Linked DNA regions of Mus musculus: region 2 is linked to region 1. A link is a contact called in ENCODE Hi-C or POLR2A ChIA-PET data. All regions are on one chromosome and are shown on one strand. The core of a region is the stretch at or near the end of the contact, and the rest is flanking DNA. Distances in the headings are between cores, read along the strand shown. Region 1 overlaps Rftn2 (raftlin family member 2). Region 2 holds the start of Mars2 (methionine-tRNA synthetase 2 (mitochondrial)).

Region 1 (4,842 bases), core at 1,457-3,956:
AGAAGGACTCAACCAAAATACTTTTGTTTAAGTGAGTCTTCTCTATAGAGATTTTTATTTATGTTTCTGTGTCTGTGCGTGTGCACACATGCCCACTCATGTCTGTATATGTGCAAGTCCACATGGAATCCAAACGAGGGTATAGGATTCCCTGAAGCTCAAGCTACAGGCAATTGTGAGCTACCCAGTGTGGGTTCTGGGAACCGAACTCCATCCTCTGGAAGCAGCAAGCACACTTAACTGCTGAGCCATCTCTCCAGCCCGTCTTAATGTTTCAGAACAGCATTTCATGTATCCTAGGCTGGCCTGCAGCGTGTTGTGTGGCTGAGGATAACCTGAAGCTCCATAGCCTCCTGGCTCGGCTTCATAAATCCTGGGATTACACGTGGGAGCCGCTTTGCTCAGCCTCTGTCACTGATGCTGGGACATGCATCATGTAACCTGGGGCTACACACATGAGGAATGGCTTCCAGTCGACAAGATTTTCTCCCAGCTTGCCACCACGACCCTTGGAAGCAGCTGTAATGTACATATGACTCCTCTGAATGTATCCTTTCCCCACAGGGGACCAGTTACCTAAATCTTTGGAAGGCTTTTTTATCTACGAAGAAGAAGGATCTGGAGTCCCAGGTTCTAACAGGAGAGGAAACGACGCCATTGTGGTGGAGCAGTGGACAGTCATTGAGGTGAGCTGCAGATTCCAACAGTCTGCTTTCCTTTTGTGTGTGAGTTGATGAAAGCCCCCCATGGCCAGGCGCATGCTCAGACACAGATGGTCCACTCTCACAGAACCCTCAACAAAGAACCGACAGACTTCCTCCATATGCTGTACCCATGTTTTCAAACATTTCAGCAAAATAGCAAAAGTAACTGTCGGCACCTAGACAAAAGTAGGTTCCCCAAGTCTGCGAGTCTAGCCCTAGACAAGATCCCCTGGCTCAGAAATCCTCACTACAAAATGCCTTGGCAACTGGAAAATGCCTTGGCAACTGACTGGAAAGAGTAGTGTAGCCACTCATCCAGCCTTTCACCGCTGAGCAACCAGGATGGCAGGCTTGGTTTTAACCTTATGAATTGTTTTGTTTTGTTTTGTTTTGTTTTGAGTAAAAACATCCAAAGGTTTTTCTCTTACATACCAGGCCAGATGTGTACACACAGCACTGTCATAGTCAGAGGTGTTGCTGCGGCTGGGGTTGCGCATTTACAAATTCAGATGTCATCAACTACTGCCCTTGAAGTAGACAGATCCCTTTGGACCTCTGTTGAATGTACAAGGTCCTTACAGAGAACGTCTTTCAAGGAAACATTTTGACTTTCTGGCCTTACAAAGACCATAAAGGACAGAAGTCATTTTCAGAGAAATTGTAAAGCCCACGGAGGGAGCTGGGGAAGGTGGGTGGTGAGTAAAGCTGCGAGAGAAAACCTTCGCCAGCGCAGCGGAGCAAGAAGAGCGGCCACTCGGCCAGCCTGGCAGCTTCCCTCCCACCCCCAGCCTCCCATCCCAGGCCCAAGGCCACTGCTGAACCTACTTAGTAAGCCTCGTGGATCGGACGCCCTAGGGAGCTTTTAAAATGCAGATCCCCAGCTCCGCTCACTTTAGAATCTGAGAACCGTGGCTTTCCCAGGACCAAAGAAAGGCCAATGGCCACTGTCCACTCACTTGGTTTTAAGAAGGCAACAGTTGCAGAAAGTGACATTTTGGGGGCCCCATGGGCTCCATGACACTGTTCCACTGGACACAGGCCCCCCCCCACACACACACACACTACAACACTCATCAGCCCCTCATCCTCGCTACTGTGTGGCCAGCTGTCTTTGCTATTAGACTGTAAGCTCTTTTGCTTATTCACACAGGGCTGTGAAATTAAAACAGATTACGGCCCCCTGCTGCACACCCTGGCTGAGTTTGGATGGCTTCTGACAAGCGTGTTGCCTACCCCGATATTGAGACATGACAGGTAATGCCCGTGCATCCACCTGCACAGCTCATTCTACAACCTGCTCATTTGTGAGTAAATTAACCAATGCTGACTTAAGCCTACGAGAAATGCTTCTAGTGTGGTTTCATGGGATTTGGAGGTCAGCAGGTCCAGAGGGTGGGTCCCTGTCATTGGTATTGTCCCAAGGGCCTCAAATACACAGACATTTGAGAAATCTGCAGGGGCTTCTGAAAAACAAGAGTTCTCTGTCTGAGCCCTGGGTCTACACACACCGGTCGACACACCCCTCCTCAACAGCCTGTGTGTCTGTGCCTTCAAATCACTTTCTGGTTGTTCTGCTTGTGTTTGAGTCAAGGTCTCTCTCTCTCTCTCTCTCTCTCTCTCTCTCTCTCTCTCTCTCTCTGTAGCTCTGGCTATCCTGGAACTTACTTTGTAGAGCAGGCTGGCCTTGAACTCACAGCTATCCACCTGCCTCTGTGTCCTGAATGCTGGGATTAAAAGTGTCTGCCACCCCCATGTCCATTTTCTCCATCTCTTTGATGTTCTCCTAGGTGCACTTGGCCTGATACAGCTAGGCACAGACCTTCCGAAGTGTGGAAACCCTGAGTCTCTCCTTCCTCTTCCCCTGAGGAAAAGTATACTCCTTCCTTGCCATTCATTTGGGGATCCCAGCTGGGCTCACTTCTAAGTATTTCCCACAGTGCTCTGAATGAATGGGCAGGACATCTGGCAGCCAGCCCACTTCTGCTGAGCTCCAGTGGTATTTCCTGTATCCGGTCAGGACCAGTTTAGGAATGACAGGACTAAGCCTAAGGCTGGAACTAAAATATATTGTGATCCCAAGGATACCTTGAAGTGGGAGTAGGCTGAAACATGAAGCCAGACTCTGGCATTTTGTGCCCAAACTGCATGAGATCCTACCCTGCAACCAGTGCTCTGAAGACTCCCTCCAAACGCTGTATGAGGAGTAGCTATAAGGTTGCTCTAAGACAAAGAGAGGGAGAACGGTGCCAAAACTTTACCATCATACAGATTTCTCCTGCACCCAGATCCTATGGGCACTATGGAACCATGGAAGTGTTCCTCCTACCGTCTGAGAGGACTTATCTTTATATGCTATCAGAATGGCAAGGGGCTCATGGCTCACTAAATATGCATTGGGATGGCCCAGTGGTTATGAGTCCTGCTACTCTTCCAGAGGGCCCAGGTTTGAATCCTAGTTTCCATATGGTGGCTCAGTTTCAGAGGATCTGACGCCCTCTTCTGGCCTCCCCAGGTACTGCATTCATGCAGTATATTTACCTTGCAGACAAAACACCCGTACACAAAAAATAATTTTTAAATCTTTAACTTGCTAAGGGATTTTAAAGGTAAGTTTTAGGACAGTGTTAGAGAATAATACTGTGTGTATCCCAAGTGTATAGGTGTCAAATGTGTCTAGCAACCCTTGGACCAGCTTCACAGTGGTTCTAAAATATATTCAGTTCTGGAGACTATATGCTAGGGAAAGGGGGAGGGGGCTTCTTTGCTTCTATCCAGTTTCTTATTATTTAATGTTTTATAATAAACTGACACTCTCCAGAGTGTCAAAGAAAAAGTCTATCTACCAGTGAAAAACATCTGTGGCGTGCGTCTGATGCTGAAGTCATTTACAAGAGAGAGAGTCGTGTTTACATTTCATGTGGTGCAAACACATAGCCAGGAGCTTGCATTCTGGCTGGGGCCAGCCAAGCTCATGAATTCAGTAATTTAATACAGTAATTAAGCAACGAGGAACTTTAGTCCATAGGTTCCAAGGAAGTATTAAAGAAAAAAGATATTATGACTATAAAAATTAAGCTTGATGCTCTAGTCCTGAGGAGATCAAAGAGCAGCTTCACTGTTCAGTAAATCCTTTCCCAGGAGTCTGCTGCTGCGGCTGCTGCTGGGCAGAAGAGAGTAGGAAACGTTCCCGAGCAGCAGCCGCCCTGTGCGGGAAGGCAGACAATAGCTCCTCTCAGATGCCGGGAGCTTTGGATAACTTGTTTATTTTGTTCCTTGGGTCCTTCTGAGTTGTCACTGTGACAGGACGCCCAGGAAGGTGACTTAAAGGACAGACTTGCTCTGACTCCTCATCACTGCTCTGGTGTGAAGGCAGAAAGAACACTGCTCACCAGCAAGCCACGCCCTCCTTCCTCCAGCTATGCCCCTCCTCCCTGAGAACCCATTCAGCCATGAACTTATAAGTTGAGGGAGTTAGAACCCATAAGATCCAGTCAGTCTCTGCTGGACCACCACCTGGAGAAGCGTCACATATGAGCCTTTTCGGGAGAGACTTCATATCCAAGACACAACAAATATAAAACGAAGATGAAGTGTAATGCTGTTCACTGGTCAGGAGGATTTTTGAGAAAAATCCTCACCTGAACACATTTGGCTAATAAGTGAGGGGACTCTTTGATATACTAATATATGTGTTATAATATAATTATAATTATATAATAAATAAGAACTATTATCTGGGGATCTAACCCTTTAGCAGAACCAAATTCCTAAGAGGATGAAATCAGTTGTCCAATCAGGATAGGATGGCCTGTTCCAAATCAAAAGGTTCCAGAAGAGATAAGGTAGACAGTGCCCTGTGTGTAAGATCCGCACTGAGGGTCTTGAGCGATAGGGCAGCAGAAGTAAGTAGAATCATAAAGATGCATGTTTACAACCAGAAACACAAGTGTCACACTCTTTCTTTGGAGGCCCTGTGCCCGAAAAATCCATCACTAAGAGCCACAGTCTGTTAACAGTCCCCTCCTTGGAGACAGTATTTCAACTGTCTCTGCCAACTGTTGTCTAAGCTGTACCTGAATGGCTCACAGGGGATAGTCCCCTCATGACACCACAGCGTATGCACACACTCTCAGCGCTC
Region 2 (4,842 bases), core at 1,543-4,042, 44 kb before region 1:
AGAGACTGATGATAACAAATTACATAGTGAAAGCTTGTCTCAAAGAGAGTAATCAACAAAAACTATTTTGACATAAATTCACTAATTACAATATTATATCTTTCCTATATTATGTATCCTGGTTGACCAAAAATAATCATGAGGTAAATTATGTATGTGGATAAGAAATAATATAAAGAATACAACCCTTTTGAGGGCTTTATAGATGAACATGTAACTGTTACTATTATCTGTAGTACAGTGTACCTCAAGAGCTTTTTAGTTTTTTAATATAAACCTGTCATATTTACTTATATCCTATTGTACATGTCACTTTAATAGTTTTAAAATTAGAATTCTAGTGTCCTTCTGTTGTAAAAATATCAGTGTTTCCAAAGTTATCCTTTAAGAACAGTACAATTCTAAAATTCTGTGAATTAAACAGCTGAAAATAATTCTGTCTTCTGAAAGGACACTCTCAAGGAGCTCAATGTGTGCGAGCAGAGCCATCTACTGGATGGAGTGTAGTATTACAAAGCACAACTGCTGGGTTGACATGGGTAAAAGTCTAGGACACTAGTTCCTAAAGTTCAAAAAAAAAAAAACCTCTTTAACAGGAGACTCTGTTTAACAAAGTAGGGCTGACATGTAAAAACAGAGCAGGGACTTCCAACCCTAGATTTAGTTGAAGAAGGGGCTGTGTTAAATTAGCCTGGGGAGCAGAAGCCCTGACCCTGGGTTGGGAGAAGGTGCAATGAGAAGGAAGTGTCAGCATCTTCCATCCTTCTCTTGGAGACATTGGTGAGCAAGAACAGTGATTAATGGCACTGAGAAATGAAAAGGACTGGGTTAGAGAGACCTGAATCGTTCTGTTCATAAGGACATAGTTTATGTGCTCATTTGATACATACTCTTTAAGCATGACTTTACTTAAAAACGCAAAAAGAATACATTTGATCTTTTACTACCAGTCAGTAAGAGCTGAGTTCCTAGGTCCTGTGGGCTTTCACTAGCCGAGTCCTAGATTGGTCCAGTCTAGGAAACAAAAGCCCAGTGTCAGGTCCCAACTTTCTCCCCTCAAAGGGGCATGGGTGTCCATAGAATCGAGGTAGGAAGTAGAGCTCTCCAAGGCCTCTCTCTGTGGTAGAGACTCCCAGTCTTGACAGCAGTTTATCTGCTAAGTTTGGAGTAACAGGCTGAAGCAAAGTTCCAAACACTCGCAAGCACTCCAAGGCTACGTGAAGCACGGTACCCAGCCAGGGAGCATCCTCAGGGCTCTCCCAGTTCAATTTCCATGGTGCGTGCCTTTGGACGAAACCATTAGTTTGCCGAACACAGCTGGATACCGCCTCCAGAGCCTTATAGATCTGAAAGTCATTATAATAGCCCGCTACCAGTTTGGGTAAAGTGGCCACTGCAGTTACAAGCGCATAGTCTTCTGCCTGCACACGAACTGACGGCCCCGTTAACCCTGGCTCACTGGGGAAACAGGCAGCACAGAAAGATGGGTAGGTTCCAGAAGGATTTATTCTGTAGGCAGTGCACCGGTTTAAAAGCCCTCCTAAGGCATCTGCCAGCTCGGAGTCCAGCAATTTAACCACCTTTTCATCATAGTAATCGCAGTCCCAATTGGGAACGCCCTGCCGAAGGAGAAAGTAGCGAAAGCCATCCACAGTATAGCGATCAAGGCAAGTCCTGGGATCCACCACGTTGCCCAAGCTTTTGGACATTTTTTGGCCACTCACCGTCCAGTGCGAGTGGACATAGATGCGATGTGGTGGCCTCAATCCTGCCCCTAGGAGAAGGGCAGGCCAATAAATAGCATGAAATTTGAGAATGTCCTTACCTATGATATGAGAGGTGGCTGGCCACCAAGACTTGAAATCTGCATCTGGGTAGCCAACTACAGTGAGGTAGTTGACCAGGGCATCCAGCCACACGTAGATGGTCTGCGAGTCGTCCCCGGGAACTGGTATGCCCCAGTGCAGATGGCTACTCCTTCGAGAAACGGACAAGTCGGGCAGCTCCTCCTCCAGCCACTGAAGAACTGCCTGGTGGAACGGTTCCGGTGTGATTGCCTGAGGATTGTTTCCAAGCCACCGCTGGAGTGGTTCTCGAAACTGAGAAAGCTTGAAAATGTAATTTTCTTCCTTCGTCCAGGAGACAGGATGTCCGCTCTCGAGAGACACGGGACAGGGATCCCCGGACGGACCCACCTGCCGAGTAACCTTGGCCTCCGGCAAGAAGCACTCATCCGAGGCACAATACCACCCTTCATAGATCCCTTTGTAAAGCAGACCCCGGGCCTCCAGCACACCCCAGAAATGCTGCACCGCTACTCGGTGCCGAGCCTCCGTGGTGCGGATGAAGTCCGTGGAAGAGATGTCAGCCTCCCGGAAAAGCTGCAAAAACTGGGCAGACACTCGATCGCACAGCTCGATCGGGGCCAAGCCGGCGGTGGCTGCCGCCTGCTGGATCTTCAGGCCGTGCTCATCCGTGCCGGTGGAAAACCGCGTGGACGCAGAGCCGGGAACTCGGAGACGACGGTGGCGGCACAGGGCGTCGGCCAGTAGCGCCGAGTACAGGTGCCCGATGTGCGGCGCGGCGTTCACGTAGAAGATAGGTGTGGTGAAGTAGGCCCGCGCTTCCCCGGCGTCGCCACTAGCGCTCGGCGAGCACGAACCGTAGCGGCGACAGCCGCGGCCGAACCGGGTGCGCGTCAACACCCAGCGAGCACACTGCCGCAGCATGGTGACAGCCGGCCCCAGCACTGGAGGCGGTGTTCCCGAGCACGGGAAAGGGCGCGTGCGCAGCTGGACGGTACCGCCGCTTCCGGCGCGGAAGCCAATGAACGGCAAGCGTTGACTCCTGCGGCCCCGCCCGCAACTCCCCCGCCTCCACCGGTTTCCTGCAGCGCGCAGGGGCGGGTGGCCGGCGGGAGTTTTTGAGTAGTCGGCTAGTGGGTTCCGTGTCAGGGCAGTTGGGGAAAGAAGAGCGTATCCCGGGTGTTGTGCAGTTTTACTCTTTGAGATCTGTTCTGGATCTGAACTGAACTGATCGGTTCTGGACTGAACTTGTTGGCAAGATTTTTATATTGAGGTATTTTCCAAACTCATTAACTGTCAAAGCAGGGCACAAATCCGGCCTCTTGGTATCCTCTAGTCAACATAGAAAAACCATTTAAGGTTTGTCTCAGAATCTAAATAAATCTGAAAGAAAGGAAAATAATTTCACAAAGCGCTTTAAGGAACGATAAGCACTGGCAGAAAAGGAAATGACGTGTCTGAACATGTTGCTGAGCCTTAAGGATTGATTTGAGAACTCATCCAGGGACTGGAGTGCGGAGTCACAGGTGTGCAGATAAGGAAACATTAACTTTCAGCTTTATTGTACAAAACAAGTCACAATTTTCTCCTCTAATAGTCTTGAAATTCTTCCAAGACTGAGCTTTGAGAATGAAATCCTAATTTTTAGCAGGAGAGAATTTTAAAATCCCAAATTTTTATTATTAATCCTTGGCTCACTGCATATTTTCTCATCCACAACTGGCCTCCCCACCCCCATTTAATTTAAACAGTGTATATATGCACATACTAAAATGAGATTGGAACACCTATAAACCCTCACCCAACCTAAGTACTGTTAGTGATTCTCAAAGAATGGTCCCCAAAGCAGCATGAGACACACCAGGAACTTAGACATCTGAGGCCCATTCCCTACCTGCTGAGGCAGAAACTGGGATCTCAGACCAGCAATCTAAGCTTTACTTAGCTCACCAATGGACTGTGGTGCACATTAGTGTTTAAGTTAGAGATGAGCTGCAGTTGAGATCTGTGCGCTGTGTCCTTCCCTCTCTTCCAAGAGTAATAGTGCCCTGAGGGTTTGGTTTTTGTTTTTGGTTTGTTTGGGTTTTTTTTTGTTTTGTTGAGTTTTTTGTTTGTTTGTTTGTGTTTTATTTTTTTGGGTTTTTTTTGGGGTTTTTTTTTGTTTTGAGACAGGGTTTCTCTGTCTAGCCCTGGCTGTCCTGAAACTCACTGTGTAGACCAGGTTGGCCTTGAACTCAGAAATCTGCCTGCCTCTGCATCCCAGGTGCTGGGATTAAAGGCGTGCACCATCCACTGTGTTGCCTACTTGAACCGGGTACACCTGGAGAGAGAGAGAGAGAGAGAGAGAGAGAGAGAGAGAGAGAGAGAGAGAGAGAGAGAGAGAGAGAGGAGAGAGAGGAGAGAGAGAGAGAGGAGAGAGAGGAGAGAGAGGAGAGAGAGGAGAGAGAGGAGAGAGAGGAGAGAGAGGAGAGAGGAGAGAGAGAGAGGAGAGAGGAGAGAGAGAGAGAGAGAGAGAGAGAGAATGGAGCCAAGACAAAGGTCCTGATCAAGGCCCACGAGTTTATTAAGAGACCGTGCTTATAAGGGGGAAGGCCCATCGCCCCCCCACCCCCCCCACCCACCCCCGCCAGGCTTCTTGATGTATTGTTGCCAAGTTGTTAGCACTAGTCTGCCGGCTCCACACTTGGTGCCTGGAGCCATTTCGTCAGCACTCGGTGGCCAGGCTGGCCGCTTATTCCGGAAATTCTCAGGAAAACGGGTTCAGCTTCTCAGCAGGTAGCAGAAGAGCAGGGCAGTTGTCACTTCGAAAGAAGCCAGCCAGGTCGGACAGCTGCACCACAGGTGGCCCCACCTCAGTGGCAGACTAGTCTGTACCAGCCCGCTTCAGGCTGGGGGAAGCTACACCACTGCACAGCCTGCCCTGAGGTTTTACTTACACATTCACGTTCCTGTATAGCACCAATGCATTTGAGTAACACTGCCTATATTTAATTACCATTTTAAAAGACAGCGGGGCACGTAGTCTCTATCTTACCTT

The links. Hi-C counts contacts between places; a loop is a spot of excess contacts on that map. ChIA-PET counts read pairs that join two places held with the same protein, here RNA polymerase II (POLR2A).
Region 2: a loop to region 1 is called in a map of heart, with 4 times the contacts of the local background. The contact joins the promoter of Mars2 here to the enhancer-like site in region 1. A Hi-C loop is called at or near these places in 11 of 37 maps with a recorded cell type or tissue (adrenal gland, heart, left cerebral cortex and 2 more). POLR2A ChIA-PET finds 5 or more read pairs at or near these places in 4 of 5 experiments (Patski and embryonic stem cell).

The regions. Positions count from the first base shown.
Region 1 is chr1:55,191,360-55,196,201 of GRCm38, reverse strand. Rftn2 (raftlin family member 2) reads left to right here. Exons shown (of 9, transcript NM_028713.1): 6 at 565-686; 7 at 1,855-1,958. Among named protein-coding and RNA genes, the nearest start is that of Gm51743, 8.2 kb to the left of the region's middle. Within about 2 kb of position 2,706, at least 1 of the 3 ENCODE cell types and tissues checked has a DNase peak (open chromatin) inside an H3K27ac peak, as active enhancers do; it is heart, where a contact is called at or near this core.
Region 2 is chr1:55,235,127-55,239,968 of GRCm38, reverse strand. It overlaps Mars2 (methionine-tRNA synthetase 2 (mitochondrial)), which reads right to left and starts at 2,792. Exons shown (of 1, transcript NM_175439.3): 1 at 1-2,792. The coding sequence starts at 2,729. The coding sequence ends at 969. Gm10561 (predicted gene 10561) reads right to left here. Exons shown (of 4, transcript NR_166489.1): 3 at 4,840-4,842; 4 at 4,345-4,606.